Linked DNA regions of Mus musculus: region 1 is linked to region 2. Evidence: chromatin contacts called from ENCODE Hi-C or POLR2A ChIA-PET data. All regions are on one chromosome and are shown on one strand. Each heading gives the region's core, a stretch centred on a gene start or an enhancer-like site at or near the end of the contact. The rest is flanking DNA. Distances are from core to core; before and after follow the strand shown.

Region 1 (2,975 bases), core at 278-2,777, 130 kb before region 2:
CCTGAACGCGCTCAGTTGTTTTCCTGAGGGCTCCCTTGGGTATTGGTGGACTAAATATTTCATTCAGCTGGGTGGTGGCGGCAGTGCGTGCCTTTAATGACAGTGCTCTGGAAATGGAGGCAGGTGGATCTCTGTGAGTTCAAGGCTGGAGTAGTCTACCGATCGAGTACCAGGGTAGTCCAGGGTTATAAGGAGATCTCCTTATAGGGGAAAAAAAAAGTTAAAAGTTTGTGTCCAGGGGTTTGAGGAACAGAGGGGCTGCAGGCTTGTTGTGGTCAGCTTATGGGAGTGGGAAATAGATTTGAGCCTCTTATCAGAGTGTCTATCAGAATTCGCAGACGGCTCTGTGTGAATTGGCACCCGTAGCAGATGTGGTCTCATTTGTGTGTTTGTAAACTCCATGGAATTGTGGCAGATATGGGTGCCACGCGCTAGCAAGGGTTCGAAGGCACTGGTGAAGCCTGGTGCCAACACTCGGATGGGGAGGGGGGCACCGCAGCCTCTGTGGAAAGTAGAGGCTACCAGGTGGAGGTGGCAAGGGAAACTGGGGTCCAAACACTAGGTAGCCATAGTCAGGATCTCTTAGGATCCAGGGAAACCCTCAGGGCCGCAGGACTGGAGTAGGTGTGTGTGTGTGTGTGATTGTGCCTGGCGCCAGCCAGGTAGAGCATATTATAAACCCATGGCTGCTAGGAGTTAGGGAAGACAGGAAATAACATCGCTCACACTGGAGAACATACAGAAAGACAAGAGAAATGGCAGAAAGTTTTCTTAAGAGCTTAGAGTAGAGGTGCCCAGGAGGGAGGGGCGGGAGGTCCTTAGAGGAAAGGAAGGAAAGGAAAGGCAGCCTTGAGCAGAATGTGTCACTAATACACTCAGGTGGAAATGCCAGCCTCCCGTGGTTATCTGGGTGAGAAGCAAAGGAAGTCGAGACACAGAGAGAAGCGTCTGATGTCATGGGCGGCATTCTGGATGCTTTAGAATTCTTCCTCCTATATTACAGCTGGCGTGTACAATGACACCCATGCTTCTCTGGTACTTAGAGGTGGTGGATGCGTAAATGCCTACATGTATGTATGCATGCTCACCACGTGTGTGTGCCGGCGCCCTCAGAGGCCCCGGAACTGGCCTTAAAAGTAATTGTGAACTGTCCAGTATTGGGAATCAAACCCAGGTCCTCTACGAGAGCGACAGGTGCTCCTAGCCACTGAGGTACCGTTTCACCCCCAGCTTGTTAAGTAGAAGCAAACTCTGCCAGCTGGGGCTTCTGTTCTTAATTTTACAGCCACTTTATTCTTTACACCTTTTTTTCCTCTTTGCCTTCATCAGTAAAAGAGGAAACAGGACCTGGTTCATTTTTCTCCTGAGAAGGAAGACGCAGCTCTCTTCCAGCCCAGCTATTGATGATGGACTGACCCAGGAGGTGATTAGATGCCTCTCTGTGCAACTCTGGGCGAGTGTTTCATGTCTCTCTTCCGGGGAAATCCCGGGTGATGTGTGATTCTGTTCCGCCCTCGTCAAGTACCCAGTGGCCTGATTAGAGCTGGCAGCCCCTCTGGGAACTGCTCAACACTGACTTCTGAGTCCTTTAACACTGCTACGCACTCAAAGTTCCGTTTCTTTCCCTGTTGTCGCTTTCAATTAAGCCGGGAACTTCTGGAGCCAGGAGAGCCATGTGTAGTCTGGCTAGTGATGTCCACACTCTGGAATGGCAGAGAGGAGACTGAGATGTGGACAGTCCGCACCACTATAGCGTCACTTGATCAGTGCACACCCTGTGACCACGACCATGTTATTACAGTACTGAAGCCAGGCTTGGCAAATACACTGTCCTCTGTCTCAGAAGGCTTCATAGTTACTAATAAGCAGAGGTTCCTACAATTCCTTGTAGTCATTTGGTAAAGCTCACTTTTTTTTTCTAGAGAAGTTACAGTCAAGGTAAAATAAAGCATCAAGTGCATATTTTTAATAAATGCCCTTCCTTAACGCTGCTGACCCCTCCTACGTTCCTTAACGCTTCTGACTGCTCCTTCCCAAACAAGCCCGCCCCCCCCCCAGAGTTATTTGCCTCCTATTACATTTGCAATGAATGCCTCCAGCGCTGATAACTGCTGAAGGCCCACATATTTCTTTGGTTGGTATTTTGTTGCTTTTTGAGACAGTGTTGCTATGTAGCTTCCGCTGGCCTTGCATTCATGGTCTTGCCCAGGCTGCTACTGAGCCTGGTCCTTCGGGGTCAGCTTCAAGAATGGCTGGCATTGCAGTGGTGCCCCACCATACCTGGGTACCCACTTTCTTAGTTGATTACAAACCAGAGTGGCCTGATCCTAGTGCCCACCCTTCTCCCAAGGATTAGGAATACCAGCAGGTTCAGGTCTTGGCAGCCTTTAATTGCCTGAATTTGTATTGTTTCTGGGCAGCAGGCACACTACTCGGCCCTTTGTTTTCTAGCTACTTTAGATAAGGTTTAAGACCTGGAAGTCACTCTCGACTCATTCCCATGAGAAATCGCCTCCATTTCTTTCTAGCAATTCTTCTTGTGGGAAGGAAGGGGGAGAAACAAAAACCTGATTGTTTGGAGGCCCCGGGAAAGAGGTTTACGTACACGACCCAACTTCCTCAGCAGCATCAGAAGGCTGCAGGTTTGTGAGTCAAGTTCCCACAACCAGAGACGCATCTGTGATGCTAGGGGATTCTTCCTGGTAAAGGCGATAAGTACCTGGAAAGTAGAGCTTTGAGCTCAAACAAGTCACTGAGTGGTAGTGGCTTTCGAGAGATTTCTTCCAAGAGCTTCCTCCACCCTTCTCCACTTGAGGAAGAAACACTCTGATACCTTTTGATCATAATGAAGCTGTGGTAAACTCAGAAAGCTGAATTAGCATGAGATCAGGAAAACTGCAGGCTGCATGTGGCTTCTGCTGCCTCTGTTGGGCGTGTGGAAGACAATAGCAGAGGGCGCAGAGAGGGAAGGGCTG
Region 2 (2,858 bases), core at 305-2,804:
TTGGGGTAACACTGCTCATACGAAGACCTTTTGTGGGTCACTTGTCAAAGTGATATTAGCCCAAGAGAGTGCAGTGCATGCTACTGGGCTTTCTGAGGAGACACCCTAGGACAGAGCGGCTCTCAGCACCTGCCCTGAGTGACATGCCATGCCCCCCCCAACTGCCCCCCTTCCAACGGTCCCTGCTTCTCGGAGCTGTGTGCTCTTTTGTGCCTCTGTGCTTTCAGCCTGGTGTTCTCCTCCCCACTCGGAGCAATCCGTCCCTCATGAGCCCCTCTCAAGCTTCCTCTACCGTTAAGGCTTCCTGGAATAACTGGCTTTCAGATCCCCTGTTTGGACAAGTCACTTCAAAGCCGAGCTGAAGCTCAGTACCAACAAGGGCCCCACCTGGAGCGTCGGCTCCGTCTCCTGTGCAGCGCAAAAAAAAAAAAAAAAAAAAAAAAGCAAGCCTCCCTGTGGTTTGGAGGTTGAACTGTTTCTTGGTACAGTCCGAGTCACTCATAGTCAGATAAATAGATGCTGGAATGAGGTAAGACACGAAGCCTCTGCCCAGTCTAGGCCAAAGCTAAGGAATACAACCAACGGTGTCTGTCTTTCCAGAACTGCTGACGGCAGAGACATTTGGGTAAAGAAACCCAGGCAGAAGATTTCTGGTGTCTCCTATCTGAAAGCAAACAAAGAGGGAAATGGGCAAGTTTAAATGTCCATTCTGCTTGTCCCAGTTACTTTAAGGCCATTAAAGCAGGGTGGTGGTTCCTAGATCTGAGCGCTCTACAATTGGAGAGAGAAAAAAACCAAAGGTCTAGATGCAGGCTGTGGACTTCTGAGAAACAGTATTGAGATGGCTTATGTTTGCAGAACTTCTAGAGGGTTCCCGTTTGCTTACACTTCCCTTTCCTCTCCCCTACCCTATACAGGATGGGATGGGTCCTCAGACCATCCCCCTTCCCCAGGGAAGAGCAGGGAAGTTCGTCCTGACTCCAGCGAGACTCCTGCAGTCACCGAGCAAGTCCTCCAACCTGAGAGCCTCAGCCAGCCTGTGTCTCCCGGGACCTCGGAGCCTGAGTCCCAGGGCGTATCTAAAATGAAGCCAGCCAGCCAGAGAAGCCTGTCTCCCAGGGAGAAGGCCTCAGCTCTTCCCGACTCCAGCAGGACTTGGGCTGGCCCTGGGGACAGCACTCCCAGCACCAGGAGAGCAGCTGTCCCCATGAGCATAGGAGAGACACGAGCTACGGCCATCCCTCATCCCTCCCTCCTGGGTCAGGAAAGGAGCCGAGACCCCTCGGGTCCCAGCAAGGCCCTGGAAACTCCAGGACACTGCGTACCTACAAGCTTGAAAGATAGGGCTCTGCTTGAAGAAACAGCGTCAGCATCTGGAAAGTTGTCACACGCCGGTCCCTCTGTGCCAGTGACTACTGATGGGACCCTGTCGGGGAGCACAGAGAGCCCGGTGACAGACATTGACAAGTTCATTGGGGAAGCCCCGGAGGCGTGGCTTTCTCAGTCTCCTCAGAGAGCAGACTGCAGGACTCACCAGGACATTTTTGAGAGTCAGCCACCAGGGGGAGCTGGGGGTGGCAGTTCCCACCATGGGAAGACCGGAGGCACAGGCTCACCCCCACCCCCTCAGTGGACCTTCCAGCCTTCCGTTCTGGATTCCGTCCATCCTGACAAACAGTTGGCTGGGAACAAAAACTTTCTGAACAACTACTCCAGAAATTTTAGCAGTTTCCACGAAGACGGCGTCTCGGAACCTTCGCCCTCGTCCATGTATGGCGATGCTGAAGACTCGTCTTCAGACCCCGAGTCTCTTGTTGAAGATCCACGAGCAGCGGCCAGGAACAACTGGCCAGCTCCTCCATCTCATGAGTCCTCCCGTAAGGAAGGTAGCAGTGAGTCTGAGGACGAGCAAATAGAAATCTGTGCCCCAGGTGGTTGTCCTGAGACCCCAGTGCCTGCCCAAGCTCCTGCCCAGGCTGCAGGCGGCGCAGTTCCCTCGGTACAGCAGACTGTGAGGGAGCCGGTGGGGGACGCCTGCGAGAAAGCCTGCTTCATGACAGGAGCCTCGAACACTTGCATCCCGGGCTCTTCCCAGCCATTTTCCTTCCTGGATGTAAGCTCTCTGGAGCATGAGACTTGGGCGGGCGTACAGACTTCACGGAGCCACATGCCCGGGTGCGCAGAGGAAACCTTGGCGGTCAGCAGCACCGGCTCAGTCGTGGGAGACAGCCAGCCTTCTCAAACGACCAGACCTTGTGGAAACCCGCCATTTGTGCTCAGGAACCCAGATATGGTAAATGGTTTGGGACAGGACCTGCTGGATGAGGGAACCCCAGACAAAGGAGCAGATGCCTCTCATGTCATGAGCAGTGTGTATGCCCTGGGGGCCGAGGGCCCTAAGAATGGAGAGGCCGTTTTGGCAAACCTACACATTGCCAAGGGCGGCAACCTGGACGGCTTGCTACAGAAACCAAAAACGACCTCCAGGAGGCCTATCATGACCTGGTTTAAAGACATAAATAAAGACAGCCAAGGCGCACATCTGCAGAGCAAATCTGAGAAGGAACAACCCTCAATGCTGGCTATGAGTCCTGGCTCGAAAGGCAACACGGTGAACCCCAGCCACAGAAAGGGAATGGCTGTGCCTAAGAGTCCACCTCCCCGGCAGAAGAGTCAAGAAAATAAGGACCTATCCCCTAAAAGCCCAGTGGAAACACTAAGTAACTGTCAGAAGCCCAAGGGCAGCCCGAAGCTTAAGAGGCTGAACAGCAAAAGCAAAGCCAGTCCGGAGGCACCTGTGGCCAGTCCCGCTAAGGGCGGCAGGACCGACCACAGGAAGTCCTTGCCTTCACCCCAGG

Evidence for each region. A loop is a pair of places that touch in the nucleus more often than their neighbours do. ChIA-PET counts read pairs that join two places held with the same protein, here RNA polymerase II (POLR2A).
Region 1: a map of left cerebral cortex shows a loop between it and region 2 (2.2-fold over the local background). The contact joins two enhancer-like sites. A Hi-C loop is called at or near these places in 3 of 37 maps with a recorded cell type or tissue (gastrocnemius, heart and left cerebral cortex). POLR2A ChIA-PET finds 5 or more read pairs at or near these places in 1 of 5 experiments (embryonic stem cell).

What each region holds. Positions count from the first base shown.
Region 1 is chr15:12,500,895-12,503,869 of GRCm38, reverse strand. All of the region lies in intron 3 of Pdzd2 (PDZ domain containing 2), which reads left to right. Among named protein-coding and RNA genes, the nearest start is that of Gm52211, 10 kb to the right of the region's middle. Within about 2 kb of position 1,527, at least 2 of the 3 ENCODE cell types and tissues checked have a DNase peak (open chromatin) inside an H3K27ac peak, as active enhancers do; they include gastrocnemius and heart, where a contact is called at or near this core.
Region 2 is chr15:12,374,440-12,377,297 of GRCm38, reverse strand. It overlaps Pdzd2 (PDZ domain containing 2), which reads left to right. Exons shown (of 26, transcript NM_001081064.2): 21 at 918-2,858. Among named protein-coding and RNA genes, the nearest start is that of Golph3, 54 kb to the right of the region's middle. Within about 2 kb of position 1,554, at least 2 of the 3 ENCODE cell types and tissues checked have a DNase peak (open chromatin) inside an H3K27ac peak, as active enhancers do; they include gastrocnemius and heart, where a contact is called at or near this core.